Linked DNA regions of Mus musculus: all the other regions are linked to region 3. Evidence: chromatin loops called from intact Hi-C (ENCODE). Cell type or tissue: heart. All regions are shown on one strand. Region 1 holds the start of 1700028I16Rik (RIKEN cDNA 1700028I16 gene). Region 2 has its middle 17 kb from the start of 1700028I16Rik. Region 3 holds the start of Txnrd1 (thioredoxin reductase 1).

What was found. A loop is a pair of places that touch in the nucleus more often than their neighbours do. Peaks named below come from ENCODE experiments on the same cell type or tissue, not always from the same donor. Only the 100,000 strongest peaks of a DNase experiment are listed, where the experiment ranks them.
Region 1: a loop joins it to region 3, with 2.2 times the contacts of the local background. A loop is called at or near these places in 24 of 42 quality-filtered maps.
Region 2: it touches region 3 in a loop (2.0-fold over the local background); 4 of 42 quality-filtered maps call a loop at or near these places.

The regions. Positions count from the first base shown.
Region 1 is chr10:82,807,306-82,815,305 of GRCm38, forward strand. 1700028I16Rik (RIKEN cDNA 1700028I16 gene) reads left to right here and starts at 4,818. Exons shown (of 3, transcript NR_038042.1): 1 at 4,818-5,054. In heart, a CTCF peak has its summit at 4,694 (motif pointing right); DNase peaks (open chromatin) are centred at 116 and 4,686; H3K4me3 peaks cover 788 bases; H3K27ac peaks cover 1,065 bases; H3K27me3 peaks cover 676 bases.
Region 2 is chr10:82,791,490-82,799,489 of GRCm38, forward strand. It overlaps a transcript of Hcfc2 not described here. Among named protein-coding and RNA genes, the nearest start is that of 1700028I16Rik, 17 kb to the right of the region's middle. In heart, a CTCF peak has its summit at 4,072 (motif pointing right); DNase peaks (open chromatin) are centred at 3,732 and 4,062; H3K4me3 peaks cover 1,051 bases; H3K27ac peaks cover 1,225 bases.
Region 3 is chr10:82,856,482-82,864,481 of GRCm38, forward strand. Txnrd1 (thioredoxin reductase 1) reads left to right here and starts at 2,725. Exons shown (of 15, transcript NM_001042513.1): 1 at 2,725-2,819; 2 at 4,043-4,149. It overlaps Gm38560 (predicted gene, 38560), which reads right to left and starts at 2,527. Exons shown (of 4, transcript NR_156010.1): 1 at 2,476-2,527; 2 at 641-776. In heart, CTCF peaks have their summits at 3,289 and 4,048; DNase peaks (open chromatin) are centred at 2,630, 3,260 and 4,050; H3K4me3 peaks cover 3,540 bases; H3K27ac peaks cover 3,768 bases.

The DNA of each region.
Region 1 (8,000 bases), 49 kb before region 3:
GCAAGTCTACAGTTGGACGCCCTGGCCTGCTCCACAGACAAGGTCAGGGCAGGTGATAAACATTTGGCAGTCATTGCTGGAGGGGTGACATTTAAAGCTTGGAGGCCTGGTGACTCAAGGACCACGCCTCAGCGAGTTTCAATATCAAGTGCCAAGGAGGCCTGCAATAGTCGAAAAGGAGGCTGAAAGGCATGATGGGAAAAAAAGCCAGGAGAGCTGGCCCCCTGGGACCCATCCTCCCCAGGAAGAGAAGATAGCAAGTCTGTCACTGAGAATTATGTTGGCGTGCAACCACAATGTCCCGTCTTTTGATGCTCTTTAAACAAGTCATTTATAATTAAATTAAATTAATGTCAAAACAAATGTTCCAGGGAGTAATGTGTCTCACTCATGCCTAGGGGTTAGAGCAGTGGTCCTCACCCTTCCTAATGCTGCAACCCTTTTACAGTTCCTCATGTTGTGCTGACCCCCAACCATAACATTATTTCATTGGTACTTCATAACTATAATTCGACTACTGCTATTAAATTGTAATATAAATATATGATACGCAACCCCTGTGAAAGGGTCACTGTTATAAAATACAATGTGGTGAGGAGGTACCTGGTGTCCTCCTGAGAAGTCACGCCATGCAACAGATCTGGTATAAAGGGGGGTTAGCTGGGGGAAGGGAGGGAGGGCGGGAGCCCCCCCCCTGGGAAGGAGTAGAGGCAGGCAGATGTGAGTAGAGCCTTGAGGGCAGAGAAGAAGGGTGGGGGACAGAGACAGACAGAAATGCAGGAGGAGACCGAGGGGCTGGGAACATTTGGGAAGAGAAAGAGGAGGGAAGGAGGGACGGAAGGAGGGAGGAAAGGAGGGAGGGAGGGAGGGAGGGAGGGAGGGGGAGAGAGAGAGAGAGAGAGAGAGAGAGAGAGAGAGAGAACTGCGGTGGTGAGCAGTCCTTTTCTATGCTCAGGCACCCGGTAGCAGCCAGTAATGATATAATCCTGTTGCTAGGGCCCTGGGAGGAGCCTAGCGGAATCAGGAAATAACCAACTGGCTGATAGTCATTCAGCCACCAAGGGGTAGTGACCTGCAGGTTGAGAATCACCGGGTTAGAGGATGCTAAGGTCATTGTGATATTGGTTCAGATGGGAAGCCTGGAGGTCAAGGGATCTGGATTTAAGTAGGATCCTGGCTGAGTAAACACAGACCACCCGAATTCTCTTCAGAAAAACAGAGATAACGGTGCCAGGGGGCAGCCAGAGATGCCTCATTGTAAGTAACTAAGGAAGTGTTGGCTTACAAGCACAACAGACTGGGGGTGTGTGGTGGGGGAAATGACACAGTGTGTCCATGTTTTTAGTTAAATGTATGCTTTAAACAGAAAAAAAAAGGTCAAGATACAACTGGAATTGTGATTATTGTAATCTTAGCATAAACTGCACTTTTATGTTTTTATTTTATTTTATTTTTTTATTTTTCGAGACAGGGTTTCTCTGTATAGCCCTGGCTGTCATGGAACTCACTTTGTAGACCAGGCTGGCCTCGAACTCAGAAATCTACCTGCCTCTGCCTCCCGAGTGCTGGGATTAAAGGTGTGCACCGCCACTGTCCGGCTAAACTGCACTTTAAAAAAAGGTACCTCTAGCTGGCCATGGCGGTGACCGGTGGCAATCAAGAGATCTGGATTTTAAGACCAGCCTGGGCTTCACAGGATCTTGTCTCAAAACACTGAAGATGAAAAAGAGTCTGGGGATGTCGCTGCATTTATAGAGAACCTGCCAACCATGCAAGGTTGGATTGCCCAGCTCCAGGAGGATCTGAAGGTCAAGGCCTGGCTACACAGAGAATTCTAGTTCTGAGGTCCTTGAAGAGTTATTTCTCTACCAGTGACATGAGCCAATTCAAGCCAGATTATAACATATTAAAGCAGGTTTATTAGGAAGCTGCTCTGGGGCGGGCGAATTCACTGGCCCTAAGGGAAGAAGCCAGGGAAGTCGCCATGGAGAGGGAAAGACGGTGAGAGGGAAGAGAAAGAAAGAGAAAAAGGAAGGAAGGGAGGGGGGAGGGAGGAAGGAAGGAAGAGGAGGAAGAGGAATGAGGAGGAGGAGAGGGCCCTAAATGTCTGGGTTATTTAGGTAAGAGCCTCTGGAGGAAGGGCAGCCCAGCCCCAGGGCAGGAAAGTTCAAGGTTGGGGGCAAAGTAGGGACTAAGGGATGCTGGGAGAACGTGGAGGACAAGTCTGCTTTGATATGTAAAATATGACCTCAGTCCTTTGTTGGGGGGAGGGGGTCCCGGAAACCAAACAGTCCAGTCTTTAAAAAGAAGAAAACAAAACAAAGCAAAACAAAACCCCTAAAGCAACCGTCTTGGTATAGCATGGAACAAAAGAGACCCAGCCTGGATCCTGAGGGGCAGAGCTCTGCCTTTGAAAGTTCAGTGACTATTTCAACAGTTGCCAAGGACCTGCAGGAGGCTCTGATTACTGTAAGTAAAACGAAGGACAGACAGAATATTACACAGGCCCAGAACTGCAGTTCTGTGCTTGAGCAGGCCTGTGACCATCTAAGGTTAAAAATTCACTTGCAATCTTCACTAGTGGGGACACAGAGGGGGTCTGCAGTCTGACCCCCACGTGGCACTATGTCAGGACAGCCTTAAGTTCCAAACACAAACATGTTTAGTGCAATCCTATTTACAATCTTTTTTTAGAAGAGAAACAGTTTGGCAGGAAAGATGGTGCATGCCTATAATCTGGACACTCAGAAGGCTGAAGCAGGAGGATTGCAAGGTTGGGTCCAGTTGGCTACACAGTGAAAGCCTGTCTCAGAACACCAGAAACCAAGAGGCTGGGGAGATGGCTGTGGAAAGGTTCTGCACAGGCCTGGCCATCTGAGTGGATTGGGATGTAGCAGTGAGAGTCTGAAAGGCTGGCACACCCAATGTGAGATGGGAGGCAGAGACTGCAGAATCTCGGGAGCATTGGATGCCGTTATCCTGGTATGTGCAGCAGAAAACAAGAGAGACCCTGCCCCAAATCAAGGAGGATCATGAGGGAGGTGTCTGCAAGCACATGGGAACATGCATGCGAGTGCGGGTGCGTGCGTGCACGCACAGGCACACACACACAAGCAGAGAGAAAGAGAGAGAGAGACAGAGAATCAAAACCAAAAATTAAGTTTCAACATTTTACACAGTGAAATAGGCACCTGCAGTCCAGCAGCATTATCGTGTGGGCCATTCTATTACTGTTACTAAAACCCAGCATTTCCTTCAATACCTAATTACTATAATCTCCCCGGCACTGTGGCAGGCATTTGGACAACATCAAAGACAAAAGCACAAAGGTGATATTTTGGTGAAGTTTATAGTCCCAGATCAAGGCGTGGGCATAGGAGTCAGAGGTCAGAGGGGAGACTAGAATGTTCTTAGTGGTCAACGCAAAAACACGACTGTCATCTCAAAGGGCACGAGACACTATGACTGACTATGACCAGAGACCGCAGCTAGCCTGGAATAACGTGGTCCAGTGCAAAAGCTGCTATGTGAATTTTTGTAGTCTCATGGTTATGATTAGATAATCATAAATCAAGACCTTACTAGATACGTAGGTGGGTTTCAGCAATGCAAGGAAAACTCTTACAGGTTCGAGATGCTATCTGCCCATGTGTTCAGGCACACATGTGTAACCCCACACACACATACATACACACACAGGGGAAGGAAGAATAAAATCAAGAGTAAACATAGCAGTGCATGCCTATCTGTATATATATATATGTATACATATATATATATATGTGTGTGTGTGTGTGTGTGTGTGTGTGTGTGTGTGTGTATGTCATATAGCACACACGGGGCAAAAAACAGAGGCTCCTTAATTTAAGGTCAGCCTGGGCACTACATAAACTCTGTCTCAATAAATAAAACCTTAAAAAAAAAGGCAGCTTATTTTTCAAAAGCAGCATGGCAGGATGGCAAATTACCCCACTACCCATTGCCAGATAAGGCTGTGGGAGCAGAGTGGTCCCAAGTTCTTTAGAACCAAACTAAAGAACTAAAGCAAAACTCGGTTACCAAACAGTTTAGCAAGTTTCCAGGTGAGCCCTGGTTAGACACAAGACCCTACCTCAAAAACCACAAACATATTAGTAAAAAGCATCCAGAGGCACGGCTCAGTATAAAGGTGCTTGCCATCAAACCTCAGGAGATGAGTTTTAGTTTGATCCCCAGGACCCACATGATGGAAGGAGAAAACTGATCCCTGAGTTTTCTGTTTTGTTTTTACAAGACAGGGTTTCTCTCTGTAGACCAGGCTGGCTTGAATTTACAGAGACCCACCTGCCTCTGCCTCCCTCTAGTACTGGGATTAAAGGCCTGGATGTGCCACTACCGGCTGGCTTGAGTTGTCCTCTGACCTCCATATGACCTCGACATTAACCATGACACCTGTGGGCTACCTACACATTTTTAAAAAGTCAAAGAAAACAAACAAGTGTATGAGATCCACGGAAAAGCAAGCTGCTCCCAACCCCCATCCTCTCCCACACCCATCCCCATCCTCGCCCACTCCCATCCTCATCCTCACCCCCCCCACCCCCACCCCACCCTCACTCCCATCTCCATCCCAATACTCTCCTCCTCTCCCTCTTCAGGCTAGCTCTGTTGGCGCGGCCCATCGCTTATCTCTTCCCTGGCCGGCAGGGGGCGCGCGCCCTCCGCTCGCCATCCTCCTCCTCCTCCCGCGCGCGTGGACCGCCCCCCACCCCCCTCGCGTGCCGGGCTGCTCGAGAGCAAGGAGGAGGGGGACCGGAGGCGCGGAGGGCAGGAGCGGCGAGGGTGTGTCAGGTACGGCCGAGCAGCGCCTGTCCACGCTGCCCCGGCAGCGCGCTCCTCCTTGCTCTCGAGCAGCCCGGCACTGCCCTCCCGGAGCTTCCGAGGAGTCGGCTGCTGGGCCGGAGCGGAGAGGGGCACAGGTCGCCAACGGGCCGCCCTGCCTCAGCCGCAGGTTCTCAAGGGCGTTGGTGGCTCCACAAGCTCGCCCGCCCGACCTCTCGCCGCCCCAGACCCGTGTAAGCATCTCCCGCGATGGTTTCAAGTAACCCCCATTTTACAGGTGAAGAAACCGACGCTCCAAGAAGTTAGGAAACTTGCTCACTCAGAAATCTGCCTGCCTCTGCCTCCCGAGTGCTGGGATTAAAGGCGTGCGCCACCACGCCTGGCTGTTTTTTGGGGGTTTAAAAAGATACTTTATAAACAGGTAGAAATATAAGCCAAGTTACTCCCCAAGTTACCCAGGCCAGAGTGGCAGAGCTGGGACCCAAGCCGATGCCATTGGGCTGTAGGTCTCTGGCTGTGATCATTGGTTACACGGCCTCCCCCACATCCTTTATAGGTCCCAAAGGGAAATAAAACACTGAACCCTGGCTTCTGCCGAGATGGTGAGATAGGGGCTCGCCCCACGTGGGATGCATAGCTGATGAGGGAAGGTTGGTAGGGTGTCTGGCGCAGGGTCCTTCCCTGCATTCCAGGTCAGGGAGCCCCAGGGAAGGACAGGAAGGCAGAGGACCTAGAAGAGCGCTTATGATGGGGAAGGGGAGGTCTTCGGAGGGATAGGACAGTACCCGCGTGAAGGGTGGATAGCTCCTGTGGCCATCGCTTCAGTTTCTTCTCACTTATCACGAGGGAGTTGGAGATGTGTTCTAAATCGATTTCTGTGAGGCACCTACTCTTACTAGGTGGTTTTTTTTTTTTGTTTGTTTGTTTGCTTTTTGTTGTTTTTTAAGATTTATTTATTTTATGTATATGAGTACACTGTAGCTGTCTTCAGATACACCAGAAGAGGGCATCAGATCCCATTACAGATGGTTGTAAACCACTATGTAGTTACTGGGAATTGAACACAGAACCTCTGGAAAAGCAGTCAGTGCTCTTAACCACCGAGCCATCTCTCTAGCCCTCTTAACTAGTTTTTGTTTGTTTTTTTGGGGGGGGTATTTATTTATTTTGGTTTTTCGAGACAGGGTTTCTCTGTGTAGCTGTGGCTGTCCTGGAACTCACTCTGTAGACCAGGCTGGCCTCGAACTCAGAAATCTGCCTGCCTCTGCCTCCCGAGTGCCGGGATTAAAGGCGTATGACACCACGCCCGGCTGTTTTTTGGGTTTTTAAAAAAATACTTTATGCCGGGCGTGGTGGAAATATAAGGCAAGTTAACTCCCTGCCCTGGCTTTCATTGGCCTAGATACTACATCAGGCGGTCTCTGTTCCTACCTTGCCAGAATGACGGTGTCTATTGTGCCGTTTTACGGTTTTCATTTTTATTTATGTGTGTGCGCGTGCGTGCCTGCTTGTCTGTGTGCACCGTGTGCTTTCAGCTGCCCAAGGAAATAGGCATCCCATCCCCTGGCACTGGAGTTGCAGATGGTTGTGAGCACCTGGTATGGGTGCTGGGAACCAAACCCACATCTTCAGTAAGAACACTAAGTGTTCTTTGCCTTTGAGCTCTTTCTCTGACTCCTTTTTCTTCTTTCTGGGGACCTGAACTGGGGTTCTCACACCCACAAGGCAGGATCTTAACCAACGAGCTGAAACTTAAATTTGGGCCTGCTTTATGAAGCAGCACTTTGTTCCGGCCATTTTTCTATACTTTACATGCATATGGGCAGGAGACACGCTCCTTGTACGACACTTACAAAGGATGCTAGGATGTACCGATTCCCTGGAATGATGCTGGTGATCTGCTTTATCTAAATGCTGGAGCACACAGTGCTCTCTCATCTTAGTTCCAAGCAGCTGCTTCCCAAGTGAGTGTTCAGAATCTAATGTGAAGCAGCTCACAGTCCGGTTCAGGTTGCTAATGACACAGTGTCGCCAAGCATTTATTATTTTATCAGGCACTGTGGACTCAGAGAAACAGGGCATGACCTCAGTTCTCGAGCATACAGTCGCCTGGAGAAAATGCGGAGTCATGATGTGTCGTCAGGAAAGCAGAGGGGCACCGGAAGCTTGGGGAGGAGGGCAGACGGGGTTGATTTTGGTACTTAGCACTGAGCAGGCGTTTTTTTTGCTATAACACGTAGCATTCTTTCCTAATTAGCTTGTTAAAATTTTTCCTGCTGGAGTTTTGAAGATCAGGAATGTATGCCAGTCATTACTGTAACTCCCACAGGTCTTGCCTCACTGCCTTACAGATGGGCAAAGGCATCCATCTGCTCCACAGAAAGAACTGCATATGTGAGGGACCTTCCAAAAACCGACGCGGTTAACTCCCACCAGCTTCTCCAGTTGGGGCACGGGGCAGTAGTTCTCAAAGATGGCCCCAAGATCGCTTGTGAAAATTAAGTGCATGTGAGCTGGGAAGTTACACATTCACTTTCCTAAACATATTAACTGGGTCTCAGACACTAGGCCAGGAAGCAGGGGATGGGTGCTTTGGGTCAGGAAGGAGGGTGCTGTGGCTTTGGGTGGGGATGAGGCTGAGGGAGCCCCTGGGGACCACTGAAGCAGAGGTAGAGAGAGGAAGTGAGAGACTGGGCACAGAACCAGACATCCTCCTGACTGTCCTGCTGGATCCCGAGGTCGGGCAGAGGTCAATATTGTCTGTTTCAGTGTCGTAACTGGAAGCCCCTGCCCAGTGTTTGACCCCTCGTACTTGATTCTTTGTGTGTGCACAGAATTCTTTGTGTATACTTAAAGCCTTTAAATTACTTAGTTCTGAAAGTACAGTTTAGATTTATAGTGGGTTAAATCCCTGAAAGGAGGAATTGTGAATCTGTGTGTCTTTCCTTTAGGGGACCCTTGAGCGAGCATTCCCCATAGCCTGCTTTCTGCTGGTGAAATTAGTCTGCCATTCGTGTAACCACTAATATAAAGCCATAGTGGATGTTTACTCAAAAAAATTTTTTTTTCTCACATCTCTTTAAAAGTTGTTTTGTTATTTTAAGCGTATGGGTGTTTTCTCTGCATGTGGACCATGCAACTGCCCAGTGCCTATGAAAGCCAGAGACAGAAGATTCCCA
Region 2 (8,000 bases), 65 kb before region 3:
GCAATTAGGGTGGCATGCAATTAGGGTAGTTCACAATTGAATTCCCAACTCTTCCTATGTATGGATTGAGGTCTATTATAGTGAGAAAGGTCAACTGGGAGCCATGAGAACTGCCTCAAACTGGTCAACAGTAAGCTGAAAGAATCATCTAGACTGGTAGCAGAGATTAGTGTTATCAACAAGGACCAGATCTCAGAAGGATGAAGTAGAAGGCTCTATGTAAATTCAAGGCCACCCACAGGTAACAAGTGCATTTCAGGTCAGAGTGCATCACAGAATGAGACCCTATCTGAAAAATAGACAATGAGGTGATGAGAGACGGCTCAGTGGTTAAGAGCACTGGTTGCCTTTGCAGAGGACCCAGGGCTCCCTTTCCCAGCATGCACAGGGATGCTTATAACCATCAGTGACTCTAGTTTCAGGGGATCTGATGCCCTCTTCTGGCCTCATTGGGACACTGCACACTTGTGGTGCACAAATATACACTCAGGAGAAACACCCATACACATTAAACGTAAAATAGAAAGAAAGAATGAAAAAGAAAAATTAAAAAGAAAAGGACTTGATGAGCTGGAGAGATGGTTCAGTGGTTAAGAGCACTGACTGCTCTTCCGGAGGTCTTGAGTTTGATTCCCAGCAACCACATGGTGGCTCACAATGATCTGTAATGGAATCTAATGCGCTCTTCTGGTAGACAGGTGTACATGCAGATAAAGCACTCATATATTAAATAAATAAATACATACATAAATAAATAAGGACTTGAATGGTAGATGAATACTGACTCTTATTCTTTTCTCATCAACCTGGCCATGCAGAAGGAAGATGGATCTTGAAGACTAATGGTTGAGGGTTTTTTTTGTTTTGTTTTGTTTTGTTTTGTTTTGTTTTGTTTGGCACCAAAATAAAAGTATTTGATTTAACTGCCTTTGATGTTCATTTTAAAGTTTGTTCCCCACCCCCTTGTCCAGGGTTCAGGGACCATTTCAGAAGCGGGGATACAAAGATTGTAAGAGCCAGAGGTCATGTTTGACCTGAGTGGAAACTGTCTCCTGTACATGACAGAATTATTGCCCTCATGAACTCGGGGAGACTTTGGTTGTCTGCACAAGATCAAGCCAGCCAACATTCTAGCATGGAGGGGGATGGTTTCATGAGCTGAGGGGCTGTGGGCTGTTGTGTTTAATAAAATCTTAATCATTTGATTTTACCAATGAAGAGTTGGGAGCCAGATGCTGATGTGAGAGCCTGCTAGGTCAGAGAGGCAGAGAGAGTACCCAGCTGACCTTCCTTCTCAGCCCCAGAAACAATGCCCTTCCCTTACTCCATCTCAAAAAACCTCCTTCACACTCAACCAATGCCCCTCCCTTCTGTGATCTGCGTCTCTCTATCCATCCTCCTGACTCCCTCTTACTCTCTATGGTTTTTTTTCTTAATAATCTTATGTTCACTTCCTGTCAACTGTTGCTTGCTCTGCCTCTTGACCCAGGGTTGACTTTATTTAATCCTGTTTATAATACTCAAGCAGAAAGCTTTTGGATTAAAGGTGTGTGCTAAGACGGAGCCACGCCACAACCAAAAGCAGTTCTTTTCCAGTAAATAACACAATTTCAGGGTTTACAATGTGATCAAATATCTAGCAACAGTGGGCAGTTAATCGCTTCTGGGGGAGGGAAGTCAGTTTTCTTTACAAGTGTGACCCTTGGTAAGGGTGTCATGCTTCAGTGGATGGCCCCATACCCTAAACTCAATGGGTTATTAAAAAGAGAGGCTATGAGGTTGGGGGGGCAGTAGACAGGTAAGAGTCAGTTTAGAAGGGGTTGGGGGGACAAGTGAGGGATGAATATGATCAAAATACATTATATAAAATTTGCAAATAATTAATTGCTATATTGAAAAATTATTTCCTCTACTGAAATGTAACTCTGATTGGGAGATGGAAAGAGTAAGAGCATAGTAATTTGACATTTAAAGGTGACATTTCAAGGGACATTTTCCCCATGTTTTATGTGGCAGATAGAGAAAGCAACTGAAATGATCATAGACAGAGGCACACAGGTCACAGCAAATCCTTAAAGAGAATACTACACGGCCATGAAAAAGAGTGGAGGCGATCTCTCTACCCTGCTGAAGGATGAATATAATGCATCGGTAGCTACAAAACAAAAGGGAACCTAAGAGTCTCATGTCTTAGAAGTAAGCCTGTCAGCCGGTGGCTGGACTTGGTTCCTGGAAAGTATGACCTTAGGTCAAGCAGCCATCAGTCAGCTAAGGTCCCCACAGCTGAGATCTGAGAACACATTCTCACGCTCACCCAAAGGTCTCGTCTCCTGATTTTACATATGTGTCACATACACATGATCTCACATAAGCCAAGAACTAGCAAGAGGAAATTAGATCACTGACTGGCTTAGAGAGAATCCAATCAGGACCTTACAGAAATTCCTATCCTGCCAGAAGTTTGTGGCTATCAAAGATAGTCTGGAAACGAAAAAGGGCTTGAGTTCTACTGAAAGAACCAAAGGAGTAGCCAAAGGAGCCTGCCCCAGTAAGGATGGAGTGCCTTTGAACCCATGTATTTCTATATAGTTTGGGTTAAGAGTGTACTATTGATACAACAATAATTATTCTTTCAGCTAGGTATGATATTCCACTCTATTATTTATAACCTGTGCTTATAGGCAGATCAACTCACAGCCTCAATGCTTTATTAAAAAGTGGAATGTGATTCTCAAGTAAAAAAAAAAAAAAACCAGAAATCACTAAAGAGATGTGTGTTACTCTTATTCTTGGGGGAACAGACTATCTCCTGGCTATGACGATTCTGGAATGTGTGGTTGGGCTTAGGGAGTAGTTAATACTATTTTTTTCAGGAACTGTTTTTGTTTTAAGGGACTGGAAAGCACAATTGTTTGTTTGTTTGTGTATTCACTTATTTATTTTTGAGACAAGGTCTCTCTATGTCTCCCTGGCTGTCCTAGAGCTGATTATATAGATGGGGCTGGCCAGAACTCACAGAGATCCACCTGCGTCTGTCCGCACACCTCTGTTGCTGAGTGCTGGATTTAGACATTCTGTTACTTTCTATCAGTTCATCAAAGAAAATGAGGACAATTTTTTTTTCTCAGCCAGATTATCGCTGTTAACTGCTCTCAACTACTTTGTTCTTTGGAAGGATTCGGAATTTGATTTTAAGACGTGATGCGTTTGGAAATTATCAGTTTAATTTTATTCATATGTAATCTCTTTTTTCCAAAGATTTATTTATTTTTATGTGCAGGAGTGTTTTTGCCTGCATGTATGTATGTGTACCACATGTGGCCAGAAGAGGACACTGGTTTCCTTACACCTGCAGTGGGAGTTACGGACAGTTATGGGTTGCCATGTCGGTGCTGGGAACTGGACCCAGACCCTGTGCAGGAGCATTGCTAAGCCATCATTCCAGCCCTTGACCTTTTTTCCCCTTTGAGACAATATCATGCTCAGCAGTCATCTTCGTTCAGAAATCACTACTTTCTCATCACTTCAAAAGCTCCACTAAGAGATGGCTAGTCACAGCACGGGAGAAAGGAGAGGCTAGACAGTGTCTCTTCCTCACGTACAAAGCGACAGGAAAGTCTCATTCAGAACTGGGTCTCATCTTGCATGCTCCGCCCACACTCCTGTTCCAGGAGGTTCTCTGCTTCTTGTCATCAAGCCCAGAATGCCTGCCTCTGCCTCAAGTGCTGTGATCACAAGCCTGCGTCATCATGTCCAGCACGTGTAGCACTGGGGACCCCACTCAGGGCTTCCAACAGGCTGGGTGAGCCCCCTGTCCACTGAGCTACACCCGCAGCCTTGTTTGGACATCTCAAGCTTCCATATGTTGTTTGTCTGTCGTAGACAGTACCATGGGGAGAGGAAGAATGCCAGTTTCCCCACTCCAGTTTCCAGCACAGCACTTAACCGGAGCCAAAGACAAAGCTGTGCGGAGAGCCAGCCGCAGGAAACTCCTGACGTTGCTTCCAGGCAGCAGGCTCGGTTCTGGGAACCAGTGTGCACTGCTTAACGCATGACTCAATCTGCCCAGAACCTGCCAGGGGAGGGCAGTAGCTCCTTGCTTCACATTCTTGTCTCTGTCTTCCCCCCCAGGAACTGTTTGCAGATCCCATGGATGCTACCTGAGCTCCGGAATGCCACCCCTTCTGCTACAGGGCTTCAGTCCCAAGTCCCACCCGGCCAAAGAACTGGGCTCCTTGCCAGCGTTCCTGCCCCATCCCATCCTACCTTCCTGCCAACTGTCAGAGATATCATCAATAAATTGTTTGAATTATTCAATTCTAGAGATTAAATACTCCCCTGCTCCCCAAACCCAGAGATAAAATCAAACTCAAAACAGTTTGACGGAAAGCCGACCGTGTTTTGTAATCTGCCCCACCCCCACCCCTCCCAGGTTCCTCCTGGCTTCTTTCTCATCACTCGCCCAGGCATGGTTCTGGTGTTGAGGCATCTGCATGCCTCTCCTCCTTCATCTGGCTATTTCCCTTCTTCAGACTCGACTAGAAATTGTGCTCAGGGGCTGGGGGTGTAGCTCGGGGAGTGGAATGATCCAACTGGGCTGGGGTTCAGTTTCTGGCGCTATGTAACATGGAGAGGGGTGTATGTGAGCTTGTGTGTAATTGCGGTACTTGAGAGGTGGAGGCAAATGGACCTATTCAGGGTCATCTTTAGCTATATACACAGTCGAGACAGACTTGGCTATGTGAGCCCCTTACTTTAAAAACAGGAGGAGGAGGAGGAGGAGGAGGAGGAGGAAAAAAGAAGGAAAAGAAGAGTGAGAAAGAACGGGGTAGGGTGGGAGAAAGCATCTACTTCTGGTTGTTCAAATTTCTATTAAAATCCTTGACAAAGGAACTAATGCAATGACTTGCTGGTTATGAGTACCGACATCCAGGGGACCCAGGTTTGGCTCCCAGCACCCACATAGTAGCTTACACCCACGGACCAGACACCAACATCCTGATCTGGCTTCTTCGAGCACATGTGCCGCACAGGCACACACAGGCAAAGCAATCATGTTTGAAAATAAAAATTTAAAGAATAAAAAACTGCTTGATGGCCTGCTCTGTTTCGGAGAGAGGAAATAAAGTCGAAATAAAAACAAAGCAGGGAAAGAGAAAAGCAGCAGCCACCTGGAGGAAATGGTTACGTAGTATCTGGTCCTACAGCTGCCTGCAATTATCCTCCCTTACAAAAAGGGGAAAATGCCGGAGTCTCTGCTCTTTATCTGAGCCGGTAAACACGCCTGACTGCAAGAAAGGAATTTCTCGTTTCTGTCCTCTTTAAGGCTACCCCAACAATGACAGGATAGTTAGAACTAGGCTGAAATGCCTATCGGTACCAGAAGAGCCCCTGTGCAATGGCTGAGTTGGTCTTTTCTGACGAGCCCATGGCTAAAAGATTTTTCTGGTCCCCCACTTCTTTTTTGGTAACTGAGCTGTTCCCCTAACAATGCTGTGGTCACAGAGAAGAAGGAAGGAGGAAACAAGTGTGTCTTGCAAGCGATGCTCTGTTCCTGACTTCTCATTTCTTTCTGCTTTCTTTGTTCTACCCAGTACATTTAGTTTCCCTGAGGGGACATTGGTTGCTTTTGGATGTCCAATGTTCTTTCCCTTATGTGTGGACTGGCCTCAGAATCAGAATGGGTTTGACTAGTTCTACATACCGATGGAGCCCAACTTGCCCTCAGCAACGGACTCTGCCCTTGATGACTCCACACACCACCCACCCACACACACACCACTTTCAAATGTTATGCATATAGGTGTTTTCCCGGCCTATATGTATGTCCAACATGTGCGTGCCTAGTGTCAGAGTGGGCAGGGAGGCAAATGATGCCCTGGGACTGGAGTTTACAAACCACTGTGAGGTTGGCTCACAGTGGGTGATGGGAATTGAACCTGAGTCTTCTGAAAGAACAGCCAGTGCTCTTAAGCAGTGAGCTTTCTCTGCAGTCCCAACCCTGTGCCCTGGAAATTAAAAGGAAAGATTCAGGATCAGACAATATATATATATATAGTTATATATATATAGTTATATATATATATATATAGTTATATATATATAGTTATATATATATATATAGTTATATATAGTTATATATATATAGTTATGTGTGTGTGTATAGAATATCTTGGGTCATTTTGAAGCCTGCAAGGGTTCACCCCAAAACTCTTCCAATTTATTCTCCAGGTAGTTCCTGCCCAATCCCCTTCAATGACTTCCCACTCCCTCTGGATAAAATCTGTCTTCGAGGGTATATCATTCCAAGGCTTTGAGATCTGCCCCTCTCTCCCTTTCAGAACTCAATTTCTTAGAAGCACAGTCCTTTCTTTCTATCAAGGCTTCTAGTGCTTTCTGGTCTTTGTCTGATCACATGACCGTTATTATTTCCATGGCTCTGCCCTTGTCTCCACCAGATCAAGGACTTGCTTTTTCTTTCTTTCTTTTTTTTTTTTTTTCAAGACAGGGTTTCTCTGTGTCGCCCTGGCTATCCTGGAACTCACTTTGTAGACCAAGCTGGCCTCCAAATCAGAAATTAGCCTGCCTCTGCCTCCCAAGTGCCAGGATTAAAGGTGTGCACCACCACCGCCCAGTGACTTGCTTTTCCTAATTCCTTTCTGTGTCCTGGTTGAGAGACGCAGGGTGAGTGCCTTGCCCAGCCTCTCCTGGGGCTAGCTGTGTACTTCCTTCTGAAAGCTGGGGCATTGATAGAGATGTAGCCCAGGCCTTAACCACATTCCTTAAAGTTTACTATAAACGCTACACCTGTACTCTGATTGTAGACACACCTTGGTGGCCTATCCCTGTGTGTGTGCCCATTGCAAGGATGCAGACATTCAATAATGGCTTCTAACGGCTTGACCAGTCACCTGGTCTTTGCTGCTTTTCTTTGGTACTCCCCACTGGTCCATCTAGGCACAAGTCTAGGCAAGACAATAATTGTGGGACTTTGCCTGCTATCACTGTGGGGCCAACTCCAGCTACAGCTTCTGCTGAACGGAACCTCCTGATAAGTTAATGGCCTGACTGAATTGCTCTCTGGCAAAATTGATTCAGATGAATGGCATGCAGGTGGGAGGTGACACGGAGACCATGCTCGTGGAGAGGTGACACGGAGACATGCTCGTGGCATGTCCTCTAGGGGTCCTCTAGGGAGGCATGTTCTCTAGGGAGGTGATTCAGATGAATGGCATGCAGGTGGGAGGTGACACGGAGACATGCTCGTGGCATGTCCTCTAGGGGTCCCCGCTGCATCTTTTTAACCTGGAATCTCCCTGAGATGATCTCCATAGTAACTTCCCCCACCTCTTCTGTCCCTCGAGGCACACCAGATAGATCTGTGTTATTTCTAAGTGAAATGTCTTCAATCCTTCAATCCCCCGTGACCTCATACACCTGTTGAATGGGATCTCTGGGTTCAGGTGTGATTTCTCAGCTGTCATTTTGACCTGAGGAAAAAAGATGAGGAAATCTTACCTCCTTAGATTGGCATAGGCATAAACAAAGTGACAAGTGAACAGGTGTGTGTTAGTAAATGGGATGGTTTGTATATGCTCGGCCCAGGGAGTTGCACTATTAGGCGGTGTGGCCTTGTTAGGGTGGGTATGGGCTTTTAAGACCCTCATCCTGGCTGCCTGGAAGCCAGTATTCCACTAACACCTTTCAGATGAAGATGTAGAACTCTCAGCTCCTCCTTCACCATGCCTGCCTGGATGCTGCCATGCTCCCATCTTGATGATAATGGACTGAACCGAACTTGCAAGCCAGCCATGATTAAATGTTGTCCTTATAAGAGTTGCCTTGGTCGTGGTGTCTGTTCACAGCAGTAAGACCCTAAGACACCATCTATCTATCCAATCTATCTCGATATCTATCGTGTGTGTGTGTGTGTGTGTGTGTGTGTGTACATGCATGTGTGCACCTTCTGGCCTTGATGAGTGTGTGAAGGTCAGAGGACA
Region 3 (8,000 bases):
TTAGAAATTCGAGAAAAGAAGGAAAAAATAAAAGAGGCATCGTGGCAGCTGGGGAAATATGACAGGAAGAAAGAATTGCTGGGCAGGGCCAGCAATTGTGTTTCTCCAACAATGGTTTGCTGCCTAAGTAGGGTGCAGACTATGTGGACAGCTAGCACTAACAATAGTGGGTTTTAGCCAGGGGGTGGGGGCAGGGAGCAGCAGCACACATCTTTATTAGTCCCAGCACTTGGGAGGCAAGAGACAAGGGGATCTCTGAGTTTGAGGCTAGCCTGGTTTACAGAGCAAGTTCCAGGACAGCCAGGGCTACACAGAGAAACCCTGTTTTTTTTTTTTTTTTTTTTTGTTTGTTTGATTTATTTATTTATTTATTTATTTATTTGGGCGTCAGATCTCGTTACGGATGGTTGTGAGCCACCATGTGGTTGCTGGGATTTGAACTCCAGACCTTCGGAAGAGCAGTCGGGTGCTCTTACCCACTGAGCCATCTCACCAGCCCGAGAAACCCTGTTTTGACAAAACAAAACAAACAAACCTCTCCAAACAAGGGTGGGTCTTACCTTGTCTGGACCATTGAGAAACGTAGCCTTGATCTCAAGGGGCCCTAGAGAGATGAAGGTGTGAGCAGTGATTATTGTACCTGAGTGCGCTCTCTCTAGGTGGGGTGTTTTATACTGCTGTTGATGCAGTAGGGCCCCCGATCATCTATCTCAGCTGAGATGACAGTTCAGAAACAGAAGGATTTCGCATTGTTTTCTGGGCTATGATACCGCATTCTGGAGAGACAAGAAATCAAACACGGGGTTGCTTTACAAACGTTTGGATAGATTTAGAAGATGTGCAGTTATTTATTAGTAGGTACTTGGGGACCACAGAGAGCAAGGGACAGTTAATCCTCCGTGGGAACCCCACCCAGAGGAGGTGACTTTTCAAATGAATATTGACAGACTAGACATTGGTTTTCAAGGAAGAAAGATAAGAACGTGCACAGTCAAAGCCGTTTAAGGTGTTTGAGTAGACAATGAGCAGTCCTTGAGCTATGGGGAAAGGTAAGGAGGAACTGCTTTTAAACTGGACCAGGGTAGAGCTCTCTGCATCTCCTCACAACAGGGAAGCTGTTTTAGCCACTTGTGCTATAGTCTGCTTATCTTAAGAGCAGTGGGGAGTTGCAGTGGCATATGTAGTCTTTTCTAATAAGCTGTTAGAAAAAAAAATCTCAACTGGGGCTGGAGAGGTGGCTCAGTGGTTAAGAGCACTGACTGCTCTCCCAGAGGTCCTGAGTTCAATTCCCAGTAACCACATGTTGGCTCACAACCATCTGTAATGTCTGAAGACAGTGACAGTGTACTCAAATACATAAAATAAATAAATCTTTAAAAAAAGAAAAAGTAACATCTCAACTGTGATCCCTCTCTGACCAGTCCATGTAAGACACTTTCAGGGTCAAGCTATTAGAATCCTATAATCACAGCATTAGTACATTATTGTAACTTAGTGATAGAAGAGCCTCTCTCTACCCTGTCGTACTCTTGAAACAAGTTGCACTGTCTGTATTTTTAAGAAGGGGGTGTTCATGACCTTCCTTTACAGACTGTCCCAATGTGCAGTGCCTGAAATACGGCAAACAGAGCTTGGCTGGGGAGCCAGGGGTAATCAGATTTGCCATCCCTTGGTCCTTAACTACGTTTGCCCTGAACACTTTGGAGCTAGACACTTTGTAGCCAGTCCTGACACTTGCGTATCAGGGGCTGCTCCGGTTCAAGCACTGCTTGTACACACACAAGAAATGAGCAGCGGGCAGTGTGGGCTAAGTATCTGGTCAGCCTGGCAGCCTGTGTGTCCGTTTATGCAAGTTTCTTACTGTCACCTTGGAAGAGCCTAGAAGGAAAGTGGGGAGGCCAGTTCTCAGAAGGCGTGGCTTCAGGCTGGCAACCTTCTCACCTAGTTTTTTTTTTTTTTTTTTTTCCATAGTGGGTCAGACAATTCATTCATTCATTCACCAAGCATTCTTAGTAGCCTAGAGGCAGGAGGCATGAAAGGACAAGGCCTTCTTTGGTCGATGCTGGTGGTGGTGTGCCAAGTGTTTTCCTTAAGGTGAACCCCCAAGCCCGATTGGGACGAGGAGGAAGTATTGTAAGGGGAACTAGTCATTTCTTCTCAGGGTAACTCAGGATGAAGTAGGCATAGCTTTAAAAAACCAGGGAACTTCCTTAAGAGAATCACCAGACTTGACTAATCCATTACCTTAGGTCACTGCCGCCTTTGCAGTCAATTAGATTAACTTTTGGATTTTTTTTTTTTTTTTTTTTAAGAAAACAACTATTTGGCAGGGTCACAGCCAGTGCCAGGGGCATCAGATCGTCTGTATGGGTGCCGGGCGTCAATATTTTTAAAATTCCTCATGTGACTAACGCAAGCTTGTGTAGATAGCAGCGCCTTAGGGCTGAGCCCGGGTTACTCACTCCACACTCTTACTCGATTCTGGTTCCCAACATTCTTTGAATAGCAGCCGCGGCCTTTGGGTCGGGGGGCGGTTCCGAGCAGCGAGGATGTTGTACGGTCCAATTAGGAGCTCTCACTTTGCGGGGACAACCGGGACAGGTTGCCGGGGCTGCGCGGGGACTGGATTTTTGCTTTGTCATTCTGACACGGGCAGTTCGCCCGCCTACTAAGAGCAGGGCGTGGCTTCCCGGAGCCACTAGGAACCCGCAGCTCTTTATCCTCAGTTTGCTTCCGTCAGGCCTCGCGTCCACGCGGGAGGTGCGGGACGCCGACACCGCGGGGCGAGAAGAGCTGGTGGTTTCACCTTCCTTGTTCATGTAAGCTCTGTGTCAGCGTGGAGCTGACCGCTGGGGACCTGGGATGCCCGGGACGGTCGCTGGCGGGCCTGGGAGCATCGCTCCGGGGTGGTGCTTTGGAAATGTCCGGGAGGGGATCGTTTAATGTGCGACTGAGCAGGCTGGGAACAAGCTAGGGTAAGCAGAAGACAGCCCGGGTCACAAGCTTCAGGATATGAGGACTTGGGTCTGGCCCTTGTCTGCTGATGCCTGGCAACCAGAGAAAGTGGGTATTCTTTGTAGAGCAGTGATCTTGAGGTATATATAACACTGTGACGAGTAAGTATATAAATCCGTGATAACATTAAGGAGTTTCATGCCTTTACAAATGTTTCCACTTCCTAAGCCCCATGAAATTCCTTGGAATTGGCAATCGCATGTTTCCTAGTGGCTTGCCCTTCTTGACCCAGGCAGTTAAACAGGGCAGCTGGGACTACAGCACAGCCTTTCCCTAACTGAAGGAGGCGGTGCAGACTAGTACAGAGCAGAGACAATCCTGCCTGGATTGAGTCTCGCCTCCAATGTTGACCGGCAGCTCGAACTTGCCCAAGTTGGTTGACAATATGTAGCTCGGTTTCCTTTACCTATGAAATGGACATGGTAATTTGGTAATACATCTAAAAGTACATTGTGAAGACTAAATGTTTATATATATATAATGCTATAGCACTTTGTAAATATATCTCACTGTTGGTACTAGTACTGAATAACTATGCTTTTAAGTGCTGGTGTCAGTATATATGACATACTGACACTACACACACACACACACACACACACACACACACACACACACACATATTCATTCATTTAGCTGTGGGCTACATTTTCAATAGTTCCAGACTTTTCCGAGTTCATTACTTTGTGAAATAGGACCATCCTCCTCTGATGTCATCCAGAGCGGATGGATAGCGTCTTTGTGGACCTTCGTTTTGCCCGCGGTTTCAGATTCCAGGAAGCCCTGGGTGTTGCATTCACCCGGCGCAGCGATCAAAAACCAGACCACGCAGTGTTAATGTTAGGTGGCTACGAGGCTGGTGTTTTTAGCCGCCATGCAGAGCTTTTCTGAGTTCTGGGGGTCCTGGAGTCTTGCTGGCCCGGCTGCTTAAGGGTCGGAGTCCACTGGCGAGAGTGACCCAGGGCGCGTGGCGTCCCGGAAGCCCCGCCCGGAGGAAGGCTCACTGCCGCTCTGCTTTGTGCCACAGAGGGCGGCGGGGCCTTGCAGCGGCGCGGGCGAGCGGAAAGGCCGCGGGAGGCGGCGAGCCAGCGGAAGGTGCGACCGGCGGAGGGCGGCCATGGTCCAGCCCTGAAGGTAGGAGCTGCGCAGGTTCCCCGATCTCCGGCGCTGGGACACTGCAGGCTGGCGACCCACGTGCTCAGATCTCTGAACCGGGAGGAGCCAAGCCAAGCCATTTCTTCTTTTGTTCCCTTTGCTCGGGTTTTCCCTCTTACATTCTTTAGCGTCAGGGTGAATAGTATGGGGAAGTCTTGAGAAAAAAACGCGTCAGGAAATACTTACCCCTTCCTCATCAGGCCGCCCTATCACCTTCCTCTTAATTCTCAGAGGCATGGGGTACCAAGAAACACAGGCTCTGGGAAACAACCACGAGTCCCATGGGTTGAATTTGTTTCCCGTCAGGCATTTCTTTCTCTAGCTCAGAGTTGAGTGGATATAAAAGAACCTAGATCTACCCTTCTGTGGCAAGTATGCTGGTCATCATTTTCTGGTCCGTCGGTGGAGGGGTGACAGCCTGCAGAATTGCAAAAATGTATGATGAGACACCAGGCAGTGTGTTGAAGTCGGAGGACATTGTGGAGTCGGTTCTTAACGTCCCTATGTGGATCCTGGGGATCAAACCCCAGTCGCCACACTTGTTTGCAAGCACCTTCCCTCAGTGAGCCATCTCGCCAGCCCCTCTGTGATTTTTCAGAAGTAAAAGATACAGGAACATTTGCTTTCTTAGTAAACCTGAGGCCTGCTAGGTGTAAAAACACTTAGATGTATGTGTCACTAAGAAGAACATTAACAATTACTTTGTATTTTTATTTAGTCTTCTACCAGAAACATCTTTGAAGAGTGAATATAGGGACTGGAAGTAGATTTCAAAGGTGAATAGCAAATGGGTGGGAACTAATTAAGGGAGCTAAAAGGCTTTTCCTTTAGTTAAAGCACTTGCTCCCCTTAGGCCTTCAGTTTTCAAGTTAAATAACAAAGACCTGGCCGAGGTCTTGGGGGTGGGGATTCTGCCTGTGTTGTAAATGTATATTGAGAAGTTTCTCCATAACCTTAACCCCCCCCCCCATGATTTTTAACACCAGTGGGGTGGGAGTAAAAAAAAAGCCTTTATAAGCTTTGGGATGAACTTTGTTGTCCTGTTTCTCTGACTTTAGTTTCGGGGCCATGAGTGGCGTTTGTAACCTGTACTTCCTATTTGCTACATATGTAGAGCTTAAGTAAACCAGCTGTTCTGTGTCCTACTTTCTCCTGGTTTTCATGAGTGCTAAGAAAAAACTGTGGAAAGAGACAGAACAGGTGAGGCGACTGATTGGCTTGAGTCTCTTGAGCCACTTGCTAGCCACAGTGAGTCCATTATAGGAGATGAGGGAGGGAGATCTTTGGAAGGACTCAGTGGGCACAGCTGACTTTTTTTTTTTTAAAGATTTATTTATTTATTTTATATATGAGTACACTGTAGCTGTACAGATGGTTGTGAGTCTTCATGTGGTTGTTGGGAATTGAATTTTAGGACCTCTACTTCCTCCTGTCAATCCCCCTTGCTCTGGTCAGCCCCTACTCGGCCTCGCTTGCTCCGGCCCAAAAATTTATTTATTATTATACATAAGTACACTGTAGCTGACTTCAGACACACCAGAAGAGGGCGTCAGATCTCATTATGGGTGGTTGTGAGCCAACATGTGATTGCTGGGATTTGAACTCAGGACCTTCGGAAGATCAGTCAGTACTCTTACCCGCTGAGCCACCTCGCCAGCACCCACAGCTAACTTCTTAAGGGGGGGAGTTTGAATAAATGTTTCCTCTCCCTCTTTTTTCTCTCACTTTTTTTGGTGCAAGTGCCAGGATTGAACAGGGCTGTAAACATTCTAGGTAAGTGTTCTAACACAGAGGTATATCAGCCTTCAGTGGGTAATGCTGGGAGTGGAACCCAGGTCCTCAAACATATTTGTAGGTAGTCCTTTTTTTTTTTCTTGTTCTTCCTCTTCCTCCTACTCCTCCTCTTTTTTGGAAGCAGTCTCCCTATGTAGACCCTATGTGGCTTTGAATTTGCTATGGAGCCTAAGCTGGCCGAGGAACTACCAATTATCTCTTGCCTCTGCCTTTTTGAGTGTTAGCATTACAGGGGGTGCCACCAGGCCTGGCGGCATTTTATTTTATCTTTAAGTCAAGATTACAAGGACCAGAATTTATAGGCTTCCAGAGGTTTTAAAATTTTTTTGTTGCATTTATCTGTGTGTGTGTGTGTGTGTGTGCGTGCATGTGCTTGTGTGTGCACTTGCTGTGTGTGTGTGTGCGTGTGTGTGCGTGCATGTGCTTGTGTGTGCACTTGCTGTGTGTGTGTATGTGTGTGTGTGTGTGCGTGCATGTGCTTGTGTGTGCACTTGCATGTGCGTGCCATGGTGTGTATGTGAAGGTCAAGTGACAACTCTCTTTCTCTTCTTCCATGGCTCTGGTTCCAGAGTTCTGAAACTGCCTGTGTAAGTGCCTCTCTTGGTGCCACGGAGAAGAGCAGGCTAGCTGAGTGGAAAGGTACCCACTGGAATACTACCATAGTTAAGCCTTCAGTAGTACAGTGGCGATAAGATTAACAATTGGCTGCATGGTACTTGGCTCCTTTAAGGCAATAACAGAAGAGGTAACTGGCAGGCAGTGAGGCAGACTCATATCCAAGCAGATGGAGCCCAGTTGTGGTCAGTCCCCGGGGCAGGCAGTCTCAAGCCCGCCCTGTAAGGTTAGCCACAGCCTGCCTCTAAGCGATAGCCATCAGAGAAGGATGCTCATTTCATCTTGCCTATATCACTTCAAGCTTCTCACGCCTCCCACCCTGAACTCTCTCTCCCTCCCTCCCTGCCCAGGGCCATCTTCCTCATGCCTGCTTCTTACTGCCTGGACTGCTTCCAAGATAAAGGGCTCACTTTTCAGTTCTTTGTCATGAGCCTTCTTGGGTCAGGGCCAGCCTGGTTTTCTTTTACATCATCTCTACTCCCAAGCTGCTGTAAGCTCCTGGGAGTATTACACCTTCAGTTCCTTAGATTTCCCTGCTCTGCTGGGATCCTTCAGTTCCTGTCCAGACCCACCTTTCCAGGTGAGCACCTATTTAGAGAAATGCATTGTTTGGCCAACTACTTGTGTAGTTCCCACCGCAACCCTACAAATCCTTCTTTCTGGAAGAGGAGGAATCCTGTCAGAGATAATTTTCTGGCTTGCTTATGAAGGTGGAAAAGTAGGCTTACTTTATATGCCTGCGTTCTCAAGGGTATGCTAGTAACCAGAGCTAAATGGAAATGCCTAGTACTGACAGTAACAACTGTTTGTGTGCTGGATTCTAAGTTTTCACAACTGCCTGGTGAAGGATATGGTGTCATCCAGTATTGCAGGTAAAAAAATGAAGACCTCCATAGTTACCGGAGTACACAGCTGGCTACCAGGCAGAGGCAGGGCTGCGTGCCAGACCACCTGCCTGCAGAGCTCACTATCTGCTCCGCGCACTGCTCTGCTGACTACTTCTGAGACACGCCTGCTCCTGCTCTGATTCTTGTGCTTGTGAGTCAGGATGGAGCCCATGCAAATCCCAGCATACTGCTGGCATGGAGTGGACGGCCATTCATTTGAAGCTTACTGGATGAGACTTCATTCCCCTGTGCTTACCACATCAGAAGGATAAAACGCTTATCCATCTCTCATTTGTCCTTTAGCTCTTCATATGCGTTCCATAGATTAGCACTTCATTCGTCTCCTCCTTCCATAGATGAAGTGGCTGGGACATAAAGATCCACTTAAGGGAGTTAACTTTGAAGGTTCTGGTTTCATTGAAGGTGGGTTGTCAGACATGAAACTCTGAGCTGTTCAGAACTGGTTCTGATTAGCACATTGGGAAACAACTTAGAATTTTACATCTGATAGTCATAGTGCCTTTAGCTTGGCAT